Linked DNA regions of Homo sapiens: regions 2 and 3 are each linked to region 1. A link is an interaction called in ENCODE POLR2A ChIA-PET data of the cell type or tissue named here. Cell type or tissue: Panc1. All regions are shown on one strand.

Evidence for each region. ChIA-PET counts read pairs that join two places held together with the same protein. Peaks named below come from ENCODE experiments on the same cell type or tissue, not always from the same donor. Only the 100,000 strongest peaks of a DNase experiment are listed, where the experiment ranks them.
Region 2: POLR2A ChIA-PET joins it to region 1 with 10 read pairs; 4 of 35 experiments call an interaction of 5 or more read pairs at or near these places.
Region 3: POLR2A ChIA-PET joins it to region 1 with 19 read pairs; 2 of 35 experiments call an interaction of 5 or more read pairs at or near these places.

The regions. Positions count from the first base shown.
Region 1 is chr17:74,199,444-74,207,443 of GRCh38, reverse strand. It overlaps RPL38 (ribosomal protein L38), which reads right to left and starts at 3,766. Exons shown (of 5, transcript NM_000999.4): 1 at 3,699-3,766; 2 at 3,486-3,526; 3 at 3,254-3,314. The coding sequence starts at 3,488. RefSeq lists enhancers at 2,010-2,513, 2,514-3,018, 4,027-4,530 and a silencer at 7,485-7,534. In Panc1, CTCF peaks have their summits at 3,886 (motif pointing left) and 7,644 (motif pointing right); a DNase peak (open chromatin) is centred at 3,823; H3K4me3 peaks cover 2,911 bases; H3K27ac peaks cover 1,672 bases; H3K27me3 peaks cover 515 bases.
Region 2 is chr17:74,052,005-74,060,004 of GRCh38, reverse strand. No RefSeq gene overlaps it. Among named protein-coding and RNA genes, the nearest start is that of LINC02074, 57 kb to the left of the region's middle. In Panc1, no CTCF peak of the experiment used is centred here; no DNase peak of the experiment used is centred here; H3K27me3 peaks cover 2,309 bases.
Region 3 is chr17:73,632,379-73,640,378 of GRCh38, reverse strand. All of the region lies in intron 1 of SDK2 (sidekick cell adhesion molecule 2), which reads left to right. Among named protein-coding and RNA genes, the nearest start is that of SDK2, 8.1 kb to the left of the region's middle. In Panc1, no CTCF peak of the experiment used is centred here; no DNase peak of the experiment used is centred here; H3K27me3 peaks cover 786 bases.

The DNA of each region.
Region 1 (8,000 bases):
AGAATATTTGCACACACATGTTCAGAGCATTATTCACACTAGCGAAAATGTAGAAGCAACCCAATGTCCATCAATAGACGAATAAACAAACCGTGGCCTACCCACACAATGGAAAACTCGGCCTTCAAAAGAAAACTCCGGTCTGGGTGTGGTGGCTCCTGCCTGTAATCTCAGCACTTTGGGAGGCTAAGGTGGGAGGACTGCTTGAGGCCAGGAGTTGGAGACTAGCCTGGCCAACACAGATCCATCTCTAAAACACCAAAAATTAGCCAGGTGTGGTGGCGCATGCCTGTAGTCCCAGAGACTCTGGAGGCTAAGGTGGGAGGATCACTTGCGCCCAGGAGATCAAGGATGTAGTGAGCCATGATCACACCACTGCACTCCAGCCTGGGCAGGAGTGAGACCCTGTTTAAAAAAAGCAAATTGCAGGCCGGGCACAGTGGCTCACGCCTGTAATCCCAGCACTTTGGGAGGCCAAGGCAGGTGGATCATGAGGTCAGGAGATAGAGACCATCCTGGCTCACTCGGTGAAACCCCGTCTCTACTTTAAAAAAAAAAAAAAAATTAGCCCGGCATGGTGACAGGCGCCTGTAGTCCCAGCTACTTGGGAGGCTGAGGCAGGAGAATGGCATGAACCTGGGAGGCGGAGCTTGCAGTGAGCTGAGATTCCGCCACTGCTCTCCAGTCTGGGCAACAGAGTGACATTCCATGTCAAAAAAAAAAAAAAAAAAAAAAGAAAGAAAAAACAGAAGGCAATTCTGACACATGCTTGAGGACATGTGAAGAGAAGCCAGTCACAAAAGGTCAAATATGCAATAGCAGACCCACTTGTATGGGGTATCCAGAGCAGTCACATTCAGGGACAAATTGGAAGGTGGTTGCCAGGGGCTGGGGAAGAATGGGGAGCTGGTGTTTAACAGAGGGAGTTTCAGTTTGGGAAGATAAAGTTCTGGAGATGGGCGGTGATGGTGGCAGCTGCTCAACAATGTGTATTTACTGAATGCCACTGAACTGTACAATTATGCTTTGTTGCCCAGCCCGGAGTGCAGTAGCATAATCGTGGCTCACTATAGCCTCAATTTCCTGGATTCAAGCAATCCTACCTCAGCCTCCTGAGTAGCTAGGACCACCAGCACACGCCCGGCTAACTTTTTTCTTTTATAGAGACAGGGTCTCACTATGATGCCCAGGCTAGTCTCATCCATCTGCCTCAGTCTCCCAAAGTGCTGGGATTACAGATGGGAACCACCATACCCAGTGTAAATGGTAACTTTTACGCTATGCCTATTACACGTTAAAAATTAATACAACCATTTTAAAAAGTTTTTTCAACAAACAGCTACTGACACTTTACTGTCCCCAGGGGACTGTGACCACTACCTTTAAAGCCACATCATCTAAAATGAAGGTTCCCAATTTTTTTTGTGAGACAGTCTCGCTCTGTCACCCAGGCTGGAGTGCAGTGAGACAATCTCAGCTCACTGCAACCTCCGTCTCCTTGGTTCAACTGATTCTCCTGCCTCAGCCTCCTGAGTAGCTGGGACTGCAGGCGTGTGCCACCATGCCTGGCTAATTTTTTTATTTTTAGTAGAAATGGGGTTTTGCCATGTCGCCCAGGTTGGTCTTGAACTCCTGGTTCAAGCGATCTGTCCGCTTTGGCCTCCCAAAGTGCTGGAATTATAGGCATGAGCCACCACGCCCGGACCACCACCCTTTTAAAACACAATCAAACGGTGGTGTCGTGTTTAACTTGCTGAGAAGGGTAAGTTACCTGCAGGTAGAGTTGGGCTTCAAACTAGGCAGTGACCCCATATGGTCTGAAATAAAACTGACCTGATAACCTCATCTCTTTACACAAAACACTAGCCAACAGTCATCATTCCCACCAGATGCTATTTGTCCCCACAGGTGGTCACTACCTCAAAGGTGACAGCCTGTTTTGGGTAATGGGGACACAAATATGACCCCCATCTCTGCCTACCCCCAACTCATTGAAAGACTCTCCCTGTACACCAACCACCGTCTGGCACCACGGCTGGCAGAGCATTAGAGACGGCTGGTGTCTTAGCCCACCTTAACAGGCCTGTCCCATGCAACCTCACTTCCACATGTGACCTGATTCTCAGTCAGCTGAAAAAAGATGACTGGGTTAAAGTAACAACATAACTCAAGACCTAGCTTGTATCAAACACAAGCCCCCCCAATCTCCTTCAAGTATCACAAAGGAGTAACACAACTACCTCTCACACTTGGTGTAAAAATTTAAGTAAGTGGGCAGCAGAGATTGGCACCTATCCATCGAAAACCTGCTGTTTAAGGTTTTTCATTAATCACCTTCTTTCCCCTGTATGTACAAGCTGGGAAACAGACCTATGACAGTCCAACTTAAACTCTGTGACTTTACAATGGTGGTAATGCGATATACATTCAGTAGAAGCCCTGCTTCAAATTTTGATCTTGGCGGGGCACAGTGGCTCACACCTGTAATCCCAGCACTCTGGGAGGCGGAGGCAGGTGGATCATCTGAGGTTAGGAGTTCGAGACCAGCCTGGCCAACATGGTGAAACTCTGTCTCTACCAAAAACACAAAAATCAGCTAGGCATGGTGGCGCGCCCAGCTACTTTGAGGCAGGGGGATCGCTTGAACCTGGGAGGCGGTAATTGCAGTGAGCCAAGATCGCACCACTGCAATCCAGCCTGGGCGACAGAGCCAGACTGTCTCAAAGAAAAAAAAAAATTTTTTTAAATATTTTTCTGGATTAGATAGGTATGATACCTTCTGACACTGGCCAGCGACCACAGGATCACGAGGTAAACGACCATACTACACAGTGTGCCGTGCTCGATACATTACATGCAAATATCCAGCACTTTATTACAAAATGGATTTTGTGTTAAGATTTTGCACAACTGCAGAGAACCTAAACAGTGTTTATGGGACGTGTGTTTTGAGGCTTTCGCGGAGTGGAGATTCCGTTCCGACAATTTACTATATTATACGAAAGAAAACTGAACTCAGGGCGGCCTCTGAGATGATCGCGATTAGCTAAAGATGGTCCTAGAAATTCCAGGGCCTCAACGTGCCCCCCACAGGTCTTTCTCATGGGAAACAGGATGAAACCACTGCTCCCAGAGGGCCAGGCACACACCCAGACGGCCTAACCGTCTCCTGCCTGACATTCCGGGGAAGACGCTCCCGGAGCGGTGCCAGGCTAGGCACCGCTCTTCTTGAACCTTCGGAGCAACCACTTACATTTGGCATCCTTTCGTCGGGCTGTGAGCAGGAAGTCCTTGATTTCCTCAATTTTCCGAGGCTGCAACACAAAGGAAGCGGGTGAACAGAGAGGAAAGAGACACGTCTCCCGGCGATGGCCCAGTCCACCAGCTTCTCCCGGCCTCAGGAGATCCTTGGGAGGCTCTCTCGCCCTCGCCCCGGGGCCCCACGAGCCCACCCCGGGAAGGCGCCAGGCAGGGACTGTACTCACCATGGCGACGAGGCGCGCTGGGCTCTGGCGCGGACCAGGACCTGCGGGAAACAGTCCTCGGCGTTAACACGGCGCGGGGGCTGGCAGCGAACCCCGTTTTCCCGCTCTCCCCCGAAATATCGGCCCCATCGCACTCCCCTTCTCCTCCCCGACACCCTCCACGCGGACCTGGGGTCCCCAGATTTCACCTGGCAGTGGATTGCCCCAGATTACCTTTCTCACCCACGTATCACCCTAGAGACACTCACAGCAAGCAGCAACCGGGGAAAAGGACGAAAAAGAACGAGACTTCCGTTTCCGGGCAGTTAAACCCTCCCAACGGAGGAAACTGGGTACGGTGCCTGCCGAGGATCAAGACTCATGTAGGCGTTCGCACTTCCAATTTCAGCAGCCCTGCCCCCTTGTGGTCGAAGTCAACAGTGCAGCTCCAAGAATGGAATGGACCATCCTGGCTGCCGCCCTCCCTCCGCCTCCCTCCTCTCGCTCCTCCCCATCCCTTCCTCCTAGGACCCCCGCCTCTTCCCCGTCCACCCCTTCCTGTCTTCCCCCGCAACCCCTCAGACCCCAGCCTGGCTTTGCTAGGTTTTAGCTCAGATTCAGTTTGAAGAGCTAACGCTTATTCTCCACGGCTTTCATTGGACCTGCGCAGGGGCATCCACACAGAAAATTCTTCATTCAATGGCAGGGACCCTCGTGTGCACCTTGTAGAACCTGTTGTTCTGGCGCCTCACGTTTTCTTCCCGTCTCCTTTTTGGCACCTGAACCTGTCATGACCAGGGCCCTGGGCTCTTCTTTCCATAAGAGGGAGCGTTCCTGCTTGCTGCTTCCAATTCCCTTAGGAATTGGTGTACAATGAAAGCAAGTTAAGGCCGGGCGCGGTGGCTCACGCTTATAACCCCAGCACTGGGGGAGGCCGAGGCAGGCGGATCGCTTGAGGCCAGGAGTTCGAGAGCAGCCTGGGCAACCTAGTAAGACCTCCCCCCCCCCATCTCTAGCAATAATGATAATAATAATAATACTTCCAAAAGCTGTCGCAGCGCTGCCCCTGGCTAAGTGTCTCACCCCTAGGGCTGATGGTGAGTGGGAGTGCTCCTGCTCTTGCGGGGTCTCACCGCGGCCCCAGAGGGGAGAGGTGGACTCAGGAGTTGAACCCCTGCTGGGCAGATTCCCCAGCCCAGGCTCCGGCCACTTCCTGGGGAGGCTTGGGAAGCCTGGGGAGGGCAGCGTTCCTTTCTCCCCCTAACATCCTTTAGGTTAGACTCTGAGCAACCTGCGGTTATCGATTTTATTTTTATCCTCCATTTTTATTTTATCTCCAACCTCCCTACAAATGTCTACATTTTATTATATTTGTTTCCCCAAAATTTAATAACCACACGGCAGAATGTAATTGCTTCGTGCTTATTATTACAGAGCGGCCCTCCTGAAGGGAAAGAACACTTTGCCATGAGCTTTACTTAGAACTTATTTAACTTAACCTTCCTTTCTTCCTCCCTCCTGCCCTTCCATTAACAAGCTCAGGCTGAGCACCTTCCTGGGGGTGCTGGAGATACAGGAACCAATAGACCTTGCTGCAGAGAGATCACAAAAATATTGTAATAACACTGAAGAGTCTTTTAAAGAAGCTGAACGATGTCTCTGCAACTGTAAATGTGTCGGGGTTCTAGCAGTGGGAAAAGTTAATTGGCAGAAGCCTAATTTTAGATGTCTGAAGGTCGGATCCGATCTGAGAAGCACGAGTGCTTCAGCTCTGACCTGAGAAGGATTTTCCCATACCTCAGAGCCCGGCTTTGCCAGCCCTTCCCATCTCAGGCGATGCCTTTCTGGTCTTTTCTACCCCACTGCTCCTCCACAAGCAACCACCCTTTCAGCCAAGCCGAGGGGCACTTTTGGGCACTTTCTGCCCTCCAGGTATTTGCTCTGCTGTCCACTCTGATGCCAAGTGCCACTGGTCCTTCCGAGCTCAGCTCCCGCCTCCCCTTTTTCAGGCAGGACCCTTCACCCTTGACTTATGTTGCTTGCCGCTCATACAGTGGTTCCTTGCAATCACTTCTCCGTAGGCTGCGTGGAGGTGTTTAACTTTTCATACATGCGCACCACTCTTTTTATTTTTAATTTTTTAAAACTTTTTTAGAGACATGGTCTCCCTAGGTTGCCCAAGCTGGTTTCGAACTCCTGGGCTCAAGGGATCCTCCTGCCTCGGCCCCCCAAAGTGCTAGGATAACAGGTGTGAGCCACTACGCCCCACCTTACCACTTTTCCTTGAAGGCAAGGACAGGGCTCAGCATTCTGTCGATAACTCTCGAAGTGCAGTACCCATCTGTACAGTAAGTGCTCAATGCTAACATTGCAGGATGATCCGGCTGGATGCGGCATCTGAGATCACTCACCATATAAAGGGGTGGTGGATGGAGGGAGGAATTCAGGGAGAGCCAGAAGGAGACACTGACGTGCCTGAAGCAGTGCCTGGCATGTAGTAGGTCCAAAAACTATTTGTTGAATGAATGACTGGTGCTTCTTGCCTCACTGCCGGCCCGACAGGACAAGGACGGGGATAGAAGGAGGAGCTGCACCTCCCTTTTGGCAGCGATCCCAGGGAGACAGATGTTCACCCTCTTGAGTTGTATAATTTAAGGGACCATAGACGTGTAGTAGCAAAACACAATGGCAAATTTGTTCAAGTACCAAAGACCTCCAGCTCCCCAAGGGGGACAAATAGCAAAATAAGCTGCAGCTACTAAAAGTGAGGCAAGGTGCCCAGAGGGCACGCTTCCCTGCTCCATGGGAAGATGAGCCCCAAATGTCCTGGAGTGGCCGGGGACTGTCAGAGACCAAGGGGGGCAGAGCCTAGGCCCTGAGTGCCACAGCCTGAGACCTTGAGCAGATGCTGACCTGGACATGAGCCTCCCTGATGACTCCCATATACACATGAAACAAAACTCTCCAGGGCCTAGGGTGGATCCTGCAGGAGAGGAAAGCCCCGGACTCGAGGGCAGGATGGCCCAGGCTGCCTGTTATGGTCGCTCTGGCCATTGGTAGGCTGGAATGTCCAGTGCTGGCAGCTGTGGGATGGTGAGGGCTATTGCTGTTGTCAAGAGGCGGTAGGGAGGGTCTCAAGCAGTGTGTTGCAGCATGGCTGGAGGCAGGAGAGGCTCAGAGGGCATGTCCGGAGCTACAGGACACAATCCAACCCTTTTCCTTCCTTCCCTTCCCTCACTCTGCTGGCTCTGGGCAGAGAGGGCCTCAGAAGTCACCGGGCCTCCCCTCCTCCCTCCAGCAGCCCCACTCTGGCCACCTCTGAAGGCCAAATGGTTTAGAGTTCTCTCTTCAGTTTTCAGGGACACATTGGAAAGAGGACCAGGATGGGTCAAAAAAACCCCAATGCCCCAGCTCGCAGGTGGGCAGAGGGCTGGCACGGCACATGGCTGGGAAGACTTCCCAACCTCCAGGATTTTCCCCCATTCAATCCATTCCGTTCACTTGGTGAACATCGGGCTGGGCTTGGGAATAAGCAGAATGCGGTTCCTGCTCCAAACACTCATGACTGTTGGGATCCCATAATAAGCTGTGGAGGATGCCCAGAGGCTAGGGGTCTAATTCCTCCTGAGGGAGTCCTGGAAGGCTTCGTGGAGGAGGGGACACAGTCTGCTGCCTCCGAGAGGGGTGCGCAGCAGCTTGCCCGGAGAAGGACTTCCAGACAGAAGGAGGGAGGGAGCTGACGTCAGCCCAGGGTCAGGAGAATGCGGGGTGTTTCTGAGAATGAGTGGGAAGTTCAGTGTGGCAGAGGTAAGGAGGGTCTGGGGCAGGGGGTCGGGGAGAAGAGGCTGGAGGGGGAGTTGGGCTGGAGTTCAGGGCCTTCAGGAGTTCCCCTTCCAGCCTCACTTATGCCCGCTGTGGTCATCGTCACCCAAGGGCCCATCCCTGGGGTCCATAGCACCTCCTTCACTGCCCAGCGGTGATCTTCCGAGCCTTAGTTTCCTGGTTTCTGTGTGTGTGTGCGTGCACGTGTGTGTATGTTTTGGGGGTGGGAGTGTGTGTGCTGTCGCCTCTCTCCCGCCTCGCAGGGTTGCAGCGAAGCTTCTATGGGGTGATTCGCAAAGCTCCAACCCGCACCTCTCAGGCAAGGCCCGCCCTGGGTGCTGTGTCCACTGGCGGCCGCACGGGGGCGCTGAGGCCGCGGCTGGAAACGGAATAGCCCCTTCCGCGCGACTCCTGGGAGCTCAGGCGGAGAGAAATGTCCATAAATTATCGGGAATATTTGTATGCGATTTCATACCTGGTGGAGTGCTTTCATATCCACCATCTCATTTAATCTCCAAGAGGCCCCTGCCTTTGGCTGCCGGCAGGGCTGGCCTTTAAACCATCTCGGAAGGGAGTTGTTTATTAAACCTTAAAGGTTGTCAGCAGGCCGGGACTCTGGTCCCTGGCACTGAACTCATTTACCTGGGAAAGGATGGGGAGTCGGGTGGCGGGGTGAGTTGGTGCTTTATTTATTTATTTTTTTGAGACAGAGCC
Region 2 (8,000 bases), 150 kb after region 1:
CCAAGAGACTCAAACCCAAGTGACTGAATTGGATGGAGATTAATGCATGGGGTTGCAATCAAGTACTTTCCTCCTCACCCCCACTGCTTTCTCCCTGCTACTTAGCTAGTGGGAGTTTGTGTAGACAGCACATCTCTTATAGGCAATAAAGTACTAGTGTGAGGGATTTTGTGGGCTGCTCCACAAGGCCTGTGATCCTCCTCTTACTATCCCCACCCCGATGTTTTTCCTTTGCTCACCAGGGCTGGCCAGGAAGGCTGCCTCTTTCAACGTCCCCAAGGCAACCACTCTATGTCAGCAAGGACTCCTGAACCCATGGCAACCCACCAGCTGCTGCTCTGGGAAGTGAGACCTTACCAGCTTGCTGCCTCCCCAGCAATGCAGCTGCCCTGTTGGTCAGGACAACCTCTCAGGAGGGTATCAGGCCCTGGTGTACAGTCCTTTCTTCTAGAAAGAGACAAACAGTGCAATCACCACAGCCTCCCACTTCTTCTTAGACAGATCTCACATCGGATTCACAGGGGCTTCCTGGGAACATAATTCTGTTGAGCCTTAGAAATCAGGTAGGATTTTGACTGATTTGGGAGGTTGGTTAATTTTACTTTTATTTTGTTCTCTACAGCTGCTGTTAAGCCTGGCTTAGGGGTCCACCCTTTCCCAGCCCCCTTCCCTTTCTTTATAACCTGGATTTTGCACAATCTATATCTCTCTATATCTCTGCATCCATCCATCCATCCATCCATCCATCCATCCATCCATCCATCTCCCTCCCTTTGCCCATTTGTCTCTTTCTTGATATAGGCTAGACTTTCCCAAAGTAATTTCAACAAAAAGTAAAGGAAAAAATCAAATGAGATGCACACCTTTCTCTCCAAGCCACAAACAGTGCATAACATCATCAGGTAGTCAGGCTTCTGAAGGTTCTCTACACACGCCTGATCTCTCCAATAGCTAAGGCTCTCACTTTCAGTGTGGTTAGTGGTTAGGGAAATGGACTTGAGAGCTGGACTGCCTGGGCTCAATTCTCAGCTCTGGTACTGGTCTCATGGCCTTGGGAAAGTGTTTTGTTGTTGTTGTTTTGTTTTTACATTTCTCTGCCTCAGTGCTTCTTCGGTAAAATGGGAATAAAAAGAGTAACTGTCTCATAAGATGACTGTGAGAATGAAATCAGTGAATTAATATGTACAAAGAGCTTAAACATCACTTGGAACATAGTAAGTGATATATGAGAGTCAGTTCTTATGACTAGTACTGGGCACATAAGGTGGCAAGACCCCCTTATCCCCATTTTTAGTTCTTGGCAAGTCCCCCTTTGACTCCAGGTTGCTAAGCACAGCTATGCAGGTTGCACACTACATACCCCATCTCCACAGACTCACTCACTCACTCTTCTCCTGTGCAGGGAGGAGTTAGGGTGGCGTTTCGGGCAGATCATTATGGCAAATGGAGTTTGCAGCAGGACTAACAGGGTCACCTTCAGGGTCCTGGATGAAGTTCATTCTTTCAGGGCCACAGAAGCGTAGAAAACTCTTTAGTCATAAGTTGGTGGGGGTGCCAAGAGGAAAGGCACAGCAGAGAATGCTAAGAGCCTAAGGATGTGACTGGAGAATCTCCTGAAGTTATAGATCCTGCAGGCAGGGCTGGCTTCAGGGAAGTGCAACCTGTGCAGTCGCACTGGTCCACATGCTTGGAAGAGGCCCCTTATTTTCACTTTGCACTGAGTCCTCAAGTTACATGACTGGTCAGTCCTACCCCATAAGGCATGGATTGCAAAGGAGAACAAAGAATCCACGGAGGTGATCGACTTTGAGGTGAAGCTGGGAGAGGAAGATGATGGTGCCATCAACAGAAAAAGGTCAGCCAAAGAGCTACATTTCGGTGGAAGAAAATGTTAAATTTGGATGTGGCCCCATTGTGTTAGCTTTCCCCAAGCTCACAGGGAGGCAGTGCCTTCTGTCTCCCAGGTGGAGGCCTGTGTAAACACACACACCTGGGGACGGGTTTGTATCAGACATGTCTCATACATGGCTTCAGTTCTCTGGGGACCTCTTTCTTCAGCTACTGAGGCAGCAACCAGTTCTATGCGAGCTCCGATTGCCTTTCTCAGCACCTGTCCCATCCCGGACTCCCCTTGTATCCTGTTCCTTTCTGACAGCATGGTGTGGGCTGTCCTAGGAGCCTGCTCTAGAACCCTGCACATGCAGCCTGGAAGCATGGGGAAGTTAATAGCAGTGGAGCCACCCTTGACCTCAGGGGTCAGTAGCTGATTGATGGTTAAATTCTTTCCCCTTTTGTTCCCTGGGCAAAAAAAAGTTCCCCTAGTTTTACAGGATTGAGCACTGGGTGCCTGTAGCCACGGCCAATTCCAAACAGCACGTCTTTGAGTTGTCTTTTTCTCCTTCCCTGCTGCTCCCTGAGGACACACCTGTAAATAAACTTGTGCCAGGGAGACTCTACAATGATGCCCAATCACCCCTTTCTCCTGAAATTCATTGTGCAATTCTCTCCCCTTGGGTATGGGCTCAGCTACTTGCCTTTAACCAATAGAATATGGAAAAAGTAATGGGATGTCCCTTCTGTGATTAAGTTACAAGAGAGAATAACTTCTGTCATGTTACAGAGTCTTTCTATTGCCTTCTTGGCTGGCAGGCTTTGATGACTCAGGCTGCCATACTGAAGATGCCCACATGGCCAGGAGCTGGGACCTTTATTCTAACAACCCTCAAGCAGCTGAATCCTGCCAATAATCATGTGAGCTTGGATGTGGGTCCTTCCCTACTTGAACCTTCAGATGAGACCCCAGCCCCAGCTGATACTTTGACTGCAGCTTTGTGAGAGACCCTGAGACAGAGGACCGAGATGAGCCATGCCTTGGCTGCTGGCCCACAAAAACTGTGAGATCAAAATGATGTGTTGTTTTAAGCCATTAACTGTGTGGTAACTTGTCAAACAGTGTATTAGGCCATTTGTGTTGCTACAAAGGAATACCCGAGGCTGAGTAGTTTATTAAGAAAAGAGGTTTAATTGGCTTATGGTTCTGCAGGCAATATGAGAAGCATGGTGCCAATATCTGCTTGGCTTCTGGTGTGGCCTCAAGAAGCTTACAATCACAGCGGAAGGTGACAGGGAGCCAGCATGTTACATGGCAAGAACAGGAACAAGAGAGAGGAGAGGGAGCCAGGTTCTTTTAAACAGCCAGCTCTCCAGTGAATCAGCAGAGCAAGAACTCACGCATTGCCATAGGGAGGGCACCAAGGCATTCATGAGGGACCCACTCCCATGACCTAAATACCCCCACAAGGCCCAGCTTCCAACATGGGGATTACATTTTAAGATGAAACTTGGAGGGGACAAAACATCCAAGCCATATTCCATAGCAACAGGTAACCAATACACCACATGTACCAAAGCCTTGGTCCAAGGCCCTGTCTTCATAGAGCCCAGGCTGTCCTGCGGTCTGCACTGAGCTCACCCTCCAGGAGGCATACTAGAGATCTTTGCACCTCCTTCTCCTCTTACCCACAGGACAGATATCTTGGCCAGTCTTTCTGAATGCCCAGCTGTCCGAGGATGCCTTTCTTTGCTTTTCCCCTCTGTATGGGGGCTGGAGGCAGGTGAACCCCTTGATGAACAGGGTCTCTCTCCTGGGTTTTGCCCAGTTGCAGTTCACACCCCCTTCCCCATGCTTTGTGCCTGTCTCCCAGTTGCTGGGTGGTCAGGGGAGACTCTGCAGAAGGGGCAGGTGCCTGTGCCTCTGGATGGTTCCACTGAAGAACTGATGTAAGGGATGACGTGTGGGGACTGTAGGGCTTCCAGGATCAGGAAGCGGGTGATGGAAGCACCTAGGCAATATGGCCCCAAGCTCCTGAAGACCACCTTCTCCCGTCTCCCTCCTCTCAGCCCCAAAACAACAGACAAGCAAACCTACCCTGAAACAGTGTCGTCACTGCACGAGGCACTGTGCCCATGCAATATCCCATCCGGTGCCAGCCTTGGAGGGAGGTGTCTTCATGCCCCTTTAACAGATGGGAAAGGCAGCATGGTAAGTGACTGCTGGGAAGTCACAGGGCAGCATTCGGCCCAGGTCTGTCACACTCCAAAGTCTGCGAGCTCTTCAGATTCCACTTGGAAGGCTCCTCCCCTTGGCCTAATGTCTCAGGCACACAGCAGCCAACTCAAGACGAGGGTCCCTATTTGGGGAGTCTGGATCCGTGTTTCGCAGTGTGGTCAGTCCATGGGCCAATCGCATCAGCATCAGTGTCTCCTGGGGTCTTGCCAGCAACCACAGATCCCCAGGCTCACCCCAGACCTGCTGTCTCAGCCAGCTAGGGCTGCTGTAACTACAGACCACAGACTGGGGCTTAAACAACAGGCATTGATTTTCTCATTGTTCTGGAGGCTGAAAGCCTGAGATCAGGGAGCCAGCATGGTCGGGGGTTGGGGATGCTCTCTTCCAAGGTTGTAGAGGGCTGCCTTCTCAATATGTCCTCACATGGTGGGGTGGGGTGGGATGGGGAGGGAGAGAGAGAGAGAAGGGGAAAAAGAAGGGGAGAGAGAAATAAGGAGAGAGAGAGAGGGACAGAGAGAGAGGAAGAGAAAGAGAGGGGGAGAGGCCGGGCGTGGTGGCTCATGGCTGTAATCCCAGCACTTTGGGAGGCTGAGGAGGACAGATTGCCTGAGCTCAGGAGTTCGAGACCAGCCTGGGCAACATAGTGAAACCCCATCTCTACAAAAAAGAATATATATGTATACACATATATAAAAACACAAACATTAGCCGGGCATGGTGGTGCATGCCTGTAATCCCAGCTTCTCAGGAGGCTGAAGCAGGAGAATCACTTGAACCCGGGAGGCCAAGGCTGCAGTGAGCCGAGATCGTGCCACTGCACTCCAGCCTGGGTGACAGAATGAGACTCCTTCCCATCCAAAAAAAAAAGAAAGAGGGAGAGAGAGAGAGAGAAAGAGGGAGAGAGAGAAAGGGAGAGAGAGGGAGAAAGGGAAAGGGAGAAAGACGGAGACAGAAGGAGAGAGAGAAAGGGGAGGGAGAGAGAAAGAGGGAGAGTGAGAGAAAAGGAGAGAAAGAGGGAGAGGGAGAAAGAGGGAGAGAGTGAGACAGAGAAAGAGGGAAAAAGAGGGAAAGGGAGAAAGAGGGAAACAAAGGGAGACAGGGAGAGAGAGAAAGAGGGAGAGCAGGTTCTCTGGTTTATCTTATGAGAGCACTGATCTCGTTATGAGGGCCTGGCTTTCATGACTTTAACTCATTATCCCCCCAAAAACTCCACCTCCAAATACCAGCACACTGGGGGCCAGGATGCAACATATGAATCTGGGGGGGGGACACACACATTCAGTTCGTAACAGCCACTGAGTCAGTGGTGATTCTGATGTACCCCAGCGTTTGAGAGCCACGGGAGAGTCTGTATGGAGGTTGTGGGATCTGATTGTTCCAACTGTGTCCATGCATGTCCTTGGGCTGTTCTTGAGGAAAGTTTCGTAGACAAGGAGAAAGTGTCAACATGTTTACAGAGTGCTTTGAGCTGCTGGGCACCCCAGATGCTGTCTCAGCATTTCCCAGATGGCAGGCCTTGAAATCAGTGTCCCAAACCAAGTAGGGGGCTGCTTGTGACTAATTATTGCTGGAAGAGAGATGGCTGGTAATATTCTTGCGCATCATCAGCCTTTGCAGGGAGAATGTGTGTTGGTTTGACTCAAAAAGACTGAACTGCAGTAGGAGAGACTGAAGTTAGACACCTTGAAGAACTTCCAGGCTGTTACGTATCTTACTAATTTTTCGAGTCAAAAAGGAGTAGGTAAAGGCAGCCAGGTCTGGAAGCCAGGGTCACACAAATGGCTACGTTGGATCTTTCTTAGCAGCTGGACATGTACTTCAGCAAACTAACCTCATAAGCATTCATTACGTGTGTGGCTGGGACGCTAACAGCCTTCGTTCAACATCACTTTGCTCTCTGTCTTAGCAAGAAGGAAACACATAAAATAAATAAAGGGAAGGAAGAGATTTCATGTTTTTCTAATAGAACGGGTGGGCCGGGGGGTGGAAAATGATTTCAGCCCAGCACTTCCAAGCTGCTGTCATAGCCATCCCTCCCCTCAAAGCAGCAAGAACCGCAAAGCCAAATTCAATAAAGATGAAGAACAGCATGTGTGAGCTGCTCTGGAATGAGCCCGTCATTCCCAGTGAGGCCCGAGGGGAGAGCAAGATGATGGGCTCCTGGAGTTCCACCACCGTTTTGAGATGGTGGCCTCTTCTGGCTCTGGAGATGGAAAGGCAGCAACAATCAGAGGTGCGGGCTGTCATGGGGCTGGGCCTCAGAGGCTCTCGGAGCAGCCAGGGTTGTGACTGGTGTCAATCAGGGCGGACGGTCTCCAGGTCAAGCTGCTGCAGCTCTGCTACCTTGGAGTGGCAGGTGGGAGCGAGAGAGGGAAGGCAGGAGGATGGGAAGCTGCTTTTCGGAGGCCTCGGGTTCTTGATCTGCTTTAGCTCGGAGCAGCTGTTTGCTCCCGGGCTGGTTGCCGCTCCTCTGCAAGCCTCTTATTTCCTTATCTGTAACAGGCAGGGGTGGGACAGACTGGTGGTTCTTCAACCTGGCAGGGCTGGGGTCCCAGCATTGCTACTGTTAAAAGGTTCCCAGAACATTCTCATGCTTTGGGCTGAGGACCACTGGCTTGGAGTCTGCACGGCTGAGCCTGGGGCCTCAGTGATCGCTAAAGACTCTCCAAACGAGGATACAAAACCATACTGCAACACCCTAGCCTGTCCCTCACCAGGGCTCCCGGGATCTCTCCACCAGGAACAACAGAGGGCGCTTGGAATCCCTGTAAGTGGGGTCATGCTGGCACCCCTCGACAGCCATGGAGAGGTGGTTATCAGAGTTTGCAGGGTTCCCTGGCCCGGCACTGGAACGCAATGCGCAAGTCTCGGAAGGACTTCTGATAGATCACTGCTTCTCTCTCTCTCCGGTGCCCTGGGGAAGGGAGATCAGGATTATGCAAGGACTGCGGGGAACCAGGCAGGTCCCAGCCCGGGTTCCTGTCGCTCAGGGGTCTGCAGCATCAGCACTGAGCTTCTCCAGGCCTGTTTACCCATCTGTGAAATGCAGATGAGAATCCTACCTGCCTCACAGGTGAGGGTGAATGACAGCAGTGCCTGGTGCATGGAAATGAAGCCCACTGTCCGTGTTACTGGCTTTCTGATTAAATGATGCCTTTCTGGAGGGCAGGGCTGGCCAGTGCTGGGCTGAGCTTGCACACCCGGCAAGCCGGAGAGCAGGCTGTCCACACACATCGTTGAATGTATGGAAAGAAAGACGGGAGGGGAGCAGGGAAGAAGAGATAAAGCGGGGTGGTGCTTACTACTTCTAGAACGTGACCAGCAGTAGAATATGCCCAGGAAGCTTTGAGGTGGCCCCTGCAGGGATGTGGCCCCACCGAGTGGGCCTAGACACAAGTGAAGATGGAGGAGGAGGAGGACAAGGAGGGCTGACAAGGGGACCTCCCTCCTTCCATCTCCTAAAAACCAAATCTTTGCCCCAACAAGTGGAATTCAACATGGAACACCATGGGTACCCCAAGGGTTGGTGTCAGAGCTCAGCTAGTTTTACAAGCTCGAAAACAACAACTCAGGCTGGGCGTGGTGCCTCAGGCCTGTAATCCCAGCACTTTGGGAGGCAGAGGTGGGAGGATTGCTTGAGTCCAGGAGTTCAAGACCAGCCTGGCCAACATAGTGAGACCCTTCACTATGTCTCTTCCAAAAAAAACAAAAATTATCCAGGTGTGGTGGCGCGTGCCTGTGGTCCCAGCTGCTCTTGAGGCTGAGGTGGGAGGGTCATTTGAGCCCCAGGACTTCAAGGTAGCAGTGAGCTGTGATCATGCCATGGCACTCCAGCCTGGGCGACAGGGCGAGACCCTGCCTCAAAAAAAAAAAAAAATGACAAACATTTTACTTGTTTTTTTTTCTTTCGCTGTCACATCAAAGCTATTTT
Region 3 (8,000 bases), 570 kb after region 1:
CTGCAGAAAATGGCCCCTGCCTGGGAGGAACAGAGTCAGGACCCCCACCCAGAGGCTACATCCCGCTGGCAGCCTGACACCTGCCTCGGAAATCCCACCCTCGACCCCCCCACACACACACCCCACCCCCGCTTCATGCATTTGTTCGGCAAATATTTATCGACTGCCTCTTCCTCGTGTCCTCTACTGGAAGGCCGGCATAGGGGCCAGGAACCTTGTTCTACAAGGGAAAGGAGGCTGGGAAGGAGGCCAAATTCTTTACAGCGATCCTCTGTTTAAACAGCGCCTGAATGGCTGACTTTAAAATGAAGTGTTAACCTGCATATTGGTCCACATTTGACTTTGTACCACAGGACGCAGTCGGGCTGTAAGCTAACAAGGAGGGGAGAATGGGCTTATCTTCTGTCCTAAGGACTAATGGGAATCATTGCATTTGACTTGAAAGACACACGAAAAGTCATCTAGGACCGTCGTCTGCCCACAAGGCCATCTGGTCTCTGCTTGCATACCCTTGATGATGGAGGACTCACTACTGCTCAACACCAGCTGGCTGTTAGCTATGTTTTATGCTGATGAAGAAATTGTCCCCTTATAGCTGGTTTTCCTAGGATCTGGCTGTGGTTGAAGGGGTCCTCTGATTGGCTGGAACCCTCTCCCTGTCCCTACGGACTCCCAGCCCCTCTGGGAGGCAGGAGGCTGAGTTGGAATTGATGTCGGGTGTTAGTGTGCGCCCTGCGGGGTTTCTACCCCGCTCCCCCTGGAGCATGTTGCCACAGACAGCCCTGGAGCTGCCTAAAGCGGTGGGAATTAGTCATCATAATTTGGGGCCTTGGGATGCCAATAGCAACAAATGGGCCAGCAGCAACTGGCGGCTGCAGCCCACTGCCTGTAATGGAAAGGAAAACAAGCTGGTTGCCGAGACACCCCGGGTGCCCCCTCCCCTAGGTGTCCCACCCCTGCTGTCCATGTGCTGGGCAGGAGGCAGAGCCAGTGAGCAGCGTTGAGCAGGGATGCTCAGCATCCCCGGGGGAAGGGAGAGAGGGGACTGCAGGGCTTGTCCCCTCAGACTCCCTGGGCCTGGTGCCTGGACCAAAAAGCCTCTTGCTGAGCCCAGGGAGCCCTGGGGAGACCCTTCTCCTGCAGACGTGGTGAATGGCTCCCAGCGTGGCTTCTGCCCCTTTGAATCCTGCCTCCATCACTGGGCGATGCTGAGCTGAGCCAGTTTTCTCATCTGTAAAATGAGTAAAGTTAAAAATAGTTGTGTCTACCAGCCAGGCACAGTGGCTCACGCCTGTAATCCCAGCACTTTGGGAGGCCGAGGCCGGCAGATCACTTGAGGTCAGGAGTTCGAGACCAGCCTGGCCAACGTGGGGAAACCCCATCTCTATTAAAAATGAAAAAATTAGCCAGGCGTGGTAGTGGGAGCCTATAGTCCAAACTACTTGGGAGACTGAGGCAGGAGAATCTCTTGAACCTGGGAGGCGGAGGTGGCAGTGAGCTGAGATCGTGCCACTGTACTCCAGCCTACACAACAGAGCGAGACCCTGTCTCATTAAAAAAAAAAAAAAAAAAGACTGTTATCTACCTTTTAGAGTTGTCTTGGATAATCAAATGAGATTGTCCAGATCACTTTGAAAATGCCCTTTGTAAATGTTAAGTTCTTATAATGTGTCCATTACAGTCCAGGAGGGTGTCCTGATCACTGCCCCTCTACTCCCCAGACATGAACCTCCCCTCCCACCTCATCTCCTCACTCCCCCTGCATTCACTCCTGTCCCCACACTGACTGCCTGTTGTTCCTGGAATTTACCAGGCCTCCAACCTGGCACTTGAAGTTCCTGCCTTTCCATCAGTGGTGCCCACACCACCCAGATGTCTACAAAGTTCACCCTTGTTTCCTCCAGGACTTCCTCCTAATATGTCTTATCCATCTCGGAGCACCCTATAACGTGGCATCTTCCAGCACCCACTCCCTCGCTCTCCATCATTTTCTCCATTGCACTCAGCTCCAGCTGACATATATTGACTTGTTTGTTTATTATTGGTGTCTCTGGAGGGCAGGGGCTTTGTTTCATTCACTGGTATATTTCTAGCCACTAGGGCAGTGCCTGGCACGTAGGAGGAGTCAGCATAATATGAAGACTGAATGAATGAATGAATGCTTACTGGAGGCATACAGCCCACGGTCATCTGGCCCCTCCCAGCTCTCCAGCTTCCTGCCAGGCCTCTCGCCCCATCTCCAGAGCTGATTGACTTGTGAAATGCCTCTCGTCTCTGTACATCCAGCACACCCCATGCCATGTAGCCCTCAGCGCACTGAGCAGCCAGGTACCTCAAGAGTGGGGGCCCCGCCCTCCAGCAGCTCCCGCAGATGCATCCATGGAATGGGGTAGTGTTGCCATTGAGACAGGAGTCCCTGCTCAGATTTTCTGGTCATTTTCCCAGCTCTTCCTGATTCTGGCCCGACAGATGAATCTGCCTCTTAGCAGGCCTGGCATCTGGGTTGGGCAGCCCCTGGGTCTCTGCTGAAGCCCCATCAGCTGAACTCCAACTTTATGATGTGAAGGAAATTGAGAGGAGGGGTAGAAGGTTTAGGGGGTAATGCCATTCATACATGGATGTACCATTTGAAATACACAAGGTCCTTGATTAATGCTCCAGAGGAAAAGGGAGAGGAAGATCTTGCCTCAGCACTTATATTCCCCTCCAGGCGCGGTGGCTCATGCCTGTAATCCCAGCACTTTGGGAGGCCGAGGCAGGCAGGCTGAGGTCAGGAGTTTGAGACCAGCTTGGCCAACATGGCAAAACCCTGTCTCTACTAAAAATACAAAAATTAACCAGGTGTGGTGGCGCATGCCTGTAATCCCAGCTACTTAGGAGGCTGAGGCAGGAGAATTGCTTGAACCTGGGAGGCAGAGGCTGCAGTGAGCCGAGAACACGCTACTGCACTCCAGCCTGGGCGACAGAGCAAAACTCTGTCTCAAAACAATAATAATAATTATTTAGCCTGTGTTTCTTCTGATTGTAGCCCATTCATTAGAGTGGATCACATGGTCCCACCTAATGGCAAGGGAGCTAGGAAGTGCAGGCTTTCGTGTGCTGGAAAAAGACAACAGGATCTCATGCACTGGCAATGCCTAGTGTTCCTTCATAACCACAGAGAAGACATTGTGGTCTCTGCATTTCATACAGAGGGTGACTTTACACAAGACATTTTTACCTTGCACATTCCTAAAGCAGAACCCCAGTCTGTGCTGTTACTTCCTTGTTTGGAGGCTTATTTTATTCCCCCTTAAGCTGTTAAGAAGTGGTATGTATAGGATCAGTGCCTCAGAATTGGGCTGACCTGGGTTCAAGCTCTGTCAGCTGCTATCTGTGGCACTCTGGGTTAAGTCACTTAACATTCTCAACCTCTGTTTCTTTGTCTGTAAAACAAGGAGAAAAACCTTCCAAGGCTTAAATGAGATAATACACATAGAGCAGTGAGAATGGAGCCTGACATATCATAAGCACTTGTTTAATAAATGACTTTAACTATATTTGTACTTCTGTGCTTGCCCCTCCAAATGGCCTTAAGACTGCATTAAGACGGCTTTTCTTCTCTGGTATCTTTGCTGTATATTTCACCCATATCTTCCACATCTTCTCACCTTTTTCTTTTCTTTTCTTTTCTTTTTTTTTTTTTTTTTTTTTTTTTTGAGACAGAGTCTTGCTTTGTCACCCAGGCTGGAGTGCAGTGGCATGATCTCAGCTCACTGCAACCTTCACCTCCCAAGTTCAAGTGATTCTCCTGCCCCAGCCTCCCGAGTAGCTAGGATTACAGGCACGTGCTGCCACGCCTGACCAATTTTTTAGTAGGCACAGGGTTTCACCATGTTGGCCAGGCTGGTCTCAAACTCCTGACCTCAAGTGACTCGCCCACCTCGGTCTCCCAAAGTGCTGGGATTGCAGGCATGAGCTGCCGCACTTGGCTCACCCCATTTTCTTTTGCTTCTTCCCCAGTTTAGAATCTTTTTGTCTTCCCTTCCATCCCGAGCTCACGTTTGGTGCACAGTTCTGCTTGTCAGACATGGCAAGGTGCATTACAACCATCGTCTGCCTCAGTCCTCCCTATCACTCTGACATGTGGATAAAGTGAGGCTGAGAGATTAACCACCCAAGACCTTCTAGCGGGGAAGTTGAGGAGTCAGGATGTGAACCCAGGCCTCTCTGGTCCCAACATCTGTCCTCTTTCCACTGCTCCAGGCTGCCTTTGGCTTCCACGGCATACGTCACTGTCTTCCCAAGAAGAGACAGCTATTCTCCAGGGAGATGCCCAGACAATTGTACTGTTTGAAGACGGGCTGGTCCAGGGAGGGGTGTAGAGTTTGGAAAGAGGCCTTGGAACTCCTCCTCCTCCTCTTCCTTTTCCTCCTCCTCCTCCTGCTCCTCCTGGCTCTTGCCTCCACCCTGGCTGTGTCCTCACTAGGCCTTAACTTGGCAGAATATTGAAGGTCTTCTGCTCTCCTCCTTGTCTCCATCTCTCTCTGGGGTTGGGATGCCCCAAAGCTATTTGAGGAGTTCCCTTAAGGTCATTTGGGGCATTCAGAACTGGCTTGCCAGTAACTGAGCCACACAAATGCCTTCTAAATTGAATGAGGTGTGAGGGTGGGGAGGATGAGGGGAAGAAAGGCAATTAAAGTTTGATGCCATGTAGGAAGCTATTAGTGACCCAGAGGGGTGATGAAATTTTGATGATGTGACAGTCCTAACGGAAGGAAATATTATTTGCCATAATGAGGCTCATTCAGGGAATTTGGCATCTGGGGCGGACACCAGTGACTCTCAAGGGCCTCGTAAAGCCAGGACTCTGGAAATTTCCCCCTTCCCTGGGCACCTCCCTGGAGGTACAGATCTGGGAGGCCCAGAATCTGAGTAAAGGTCAAAAATATCACTGGGCACCTGAACAATTGGGCTGTCACCACATAATGTGAGTTAATTATGAATCTGGAGCTGATGCTTCATTTGCTGCTTCGAGCCGTGAGAGCCAGTGCAGAAAGTGGCAGCAGGGGCCCAGACGGGACAGCAGAGAGCACCAAGAAACCTGAAATGGGCCGGGCGCAGTGGTTCACACCTGTAATCCCAGCACTTTGGGAGGCAGAGGCAGGCGGATCACTTGAGGACAGGCGTTCAAGACCAGCCTGGCCAACATGGTGAAACCCCATCTAAAAATACAAAATACAAAAATGAGCTGGGCATGGTAGCACGTGCCTGTAATTCCAGCTACTCGAGAGGCTGAGGCAGGAGAATTGCTTGAACCTGGGAGGCGAAGGTTGCTGTGATCTGAGATGGCGCCACTGCACTCCAGCCTGGGGTACAGAGTGAGACTCTGTCTCAAAAAAAAAAAAATAGAAACCTGAAATGCGGGTGACTCCCTGGGCTCAAATCCTACCTGTCATTTACTGCCTGGGTGACCTTGGATGAGTTACACACCCTGTCTATGCCTCAGTTTCTTCATCTGTAAAACGAGGATAACAGTTGGGTTGTGACAGGGTTTAACGAGCTGTGCTAAGCTTTTAGGACACAGTGTTCTGTGTATGTATCATAAACACTGAATAAGTGTTTGTCATGTCATTGTCCTTAGTATCTTTATCTTGGAAGCAAGGTCCGTTTGGGGCCTGCAGTTTGACAGGTGCCCCTGCCCCGACAGCTTTTGTTCCTTTTGTCTTTCACACACCTGCCAGTGGCATCTAAACTTCTGCTGTTAAGGATTTATTGATTTGGTTAAGACATTCTCTGTCTCCAGCTTAAAATGCAAATATGGCACAGAGAACCCACCTATTAAGCTATTATCAGCTGTTCAGCCTTAAGGTGAATGTATTTATTGGATCCTGCCATAAAATCTCAAATGTATGTGGGTAGCTTTCATAGACATCGCATTTGCTCTTCACCCCAGTCTATGAAGGAGGTTGGCCAGAAAGTATTAATGTTATTAACATTGTTAGTATGGAAGTTCAGAAATATTAAGTAACTTGCCAAGGTCGCTTGACTTGTAAGAAAGAGATGATGAATGCAGGTCAGCTGCCTCCCAGGCCATTGCCTTAGATTTGGCCAAGATACCCACATTCAGGAACTGTTTGCCATGCTGCTTTGGGCTGGTGGACCCAGGGTAGGCTCATTTGACCACAGGCTTCTCCTTAGCTTGGGTGGGCACAGGAGGAGGACACAGGGGGCACCCTGGGCTGGCCTCTTCTTTCTCTAAGGACACTTGGAGCCCCCTCTTGATGTCCATAGGGTCTTAGTGATGGGGTCTGGATGCTGAGACCTGTCATTATCACGCCCTTGCTCTTAGAACCCTGGTAGCTTCCCCACAGCTGTGGCCTCAACGGCAAACTCTCCACAATCTGGCCCTACCTGCCACTGCAATCTCGCCTCCACCTGTCCCCACGCCAGCCTTCCACCAAGCTCACACTGCCCTCCCCACCCTGCCAGCCCAATAGCACCTTCCTTTCTCCCCTTTCGAACCCCTGTTCTCCTCTCCACTGACCCCAAAAAGTCTAGCGTGAAGCCGTCCCTGACTTCCAGCTGGGACTCCTCCTCCCAGTTGTTCCAGTCTAGATGTCTCGCTGGGCACTTTGGCCTTGTTGATTCTGAATTATCTTTTAATATCTGTGTGTAACTGATTTCTTTAATTGTGAACTCCTTGAGTTTAGATAATAACCCTTCATCCACAAGGACTGAGGTACTAGACGTAAATTATTTCTTGAATTAATGCACTTAACTCTTTTAAGGGTGCTATGGAGGTAATTGTGAAGTCAGAGAGAGAATATAACAAGTTCATGACTCTGTGTGGGCCTCAGAGGCCACAGTGGAAGAGTCTCATTGGGTCCTTTTGGGCCAGGCCTTTTAGCCTGTGTGGCCACAAGTGTCCTCATTGGGAAAAAAATGGGAAGGTAAATGCAGCTTTTCCAAACTCTTCCATGATGTTCCACTCATGGTAAGGAGGGTGGACACATGCCCTGGGGTATCCGGCCATGCAGCCTGAAACCACCTACTATCCCATGACCTTTTCCTTATATATTTCTAAATTTTATTTTATATTTAATTTTATATTTTTTGAGATGTCGGTCTCTGTCAGCCAGGCTGGAGGGCGGTGGCGTAGTAAGAGCTGACTGCAGCCTCAACCTTCTAGGTTCAAGCGATCCTCCCACATCAGCCTCCTAAGTAGCTGGGACCACAGGTGTACACTACCATACCCAGCTAATCATTTTATTTTTTTTGTAGATACAGGGTCTTGCTCGGTTGCCTAGTCTAATCTTGAATTCCTTACCTCATGTGATGCTCCTGCTGCTGCCTCCCAAAGTGCTGTGGTTTCAGGTGTGAGCCACCACACCCAGCCTATTTTAGTTTTAAAATGTGTGAATATGTGCATTCTACTCCATGGGCTATCTAAATTCTATCCCAACACATAAAGGATATGTTAAAGCTGGTTGATGCTGCTGGAAGATGTGGCTTGTCGTCCCCATGGCTTCCTGGACCCCCTAGAACATACATCAAAATCTGGTCTTGAAAGACTTGAATGAGTCACAGCATCTGTAAGATTCTAAGATGCTTTACATGTATATATTTAAGCTGTTTGTGTTTAAAATTTTCTGTGCTGTTTTCTAAAGCAGTTGGACCTCAAACATAGTTGAGTCACTCTACCTGTATTAGTCAGGGTTCTCTAGAGGGACAAAACTAACAAGACAGATGTGTATATGAAGGGGAGTTTATTAAGAGTATTGGATCACACAGTCAGAAAGTGAAGTCCCACAATAAGCCATCTGCAAGCTGAGGAGCAAGGAGGTCAGTCCAAGTCCCAAAACCTCAAAAGTAGGGAAGCCGACAGTGCAGCCTTCAGTCTGTGGCCAAAGGTCTGAGAGCCCCTGGAAAATCACTGGTGTAAATCTGAGAGTTCGAAAGCTGAAGAACTTGGAGTCCGATGTTCAAGGGCAGGAAACCTCTCACACGGGGAGAAAGAT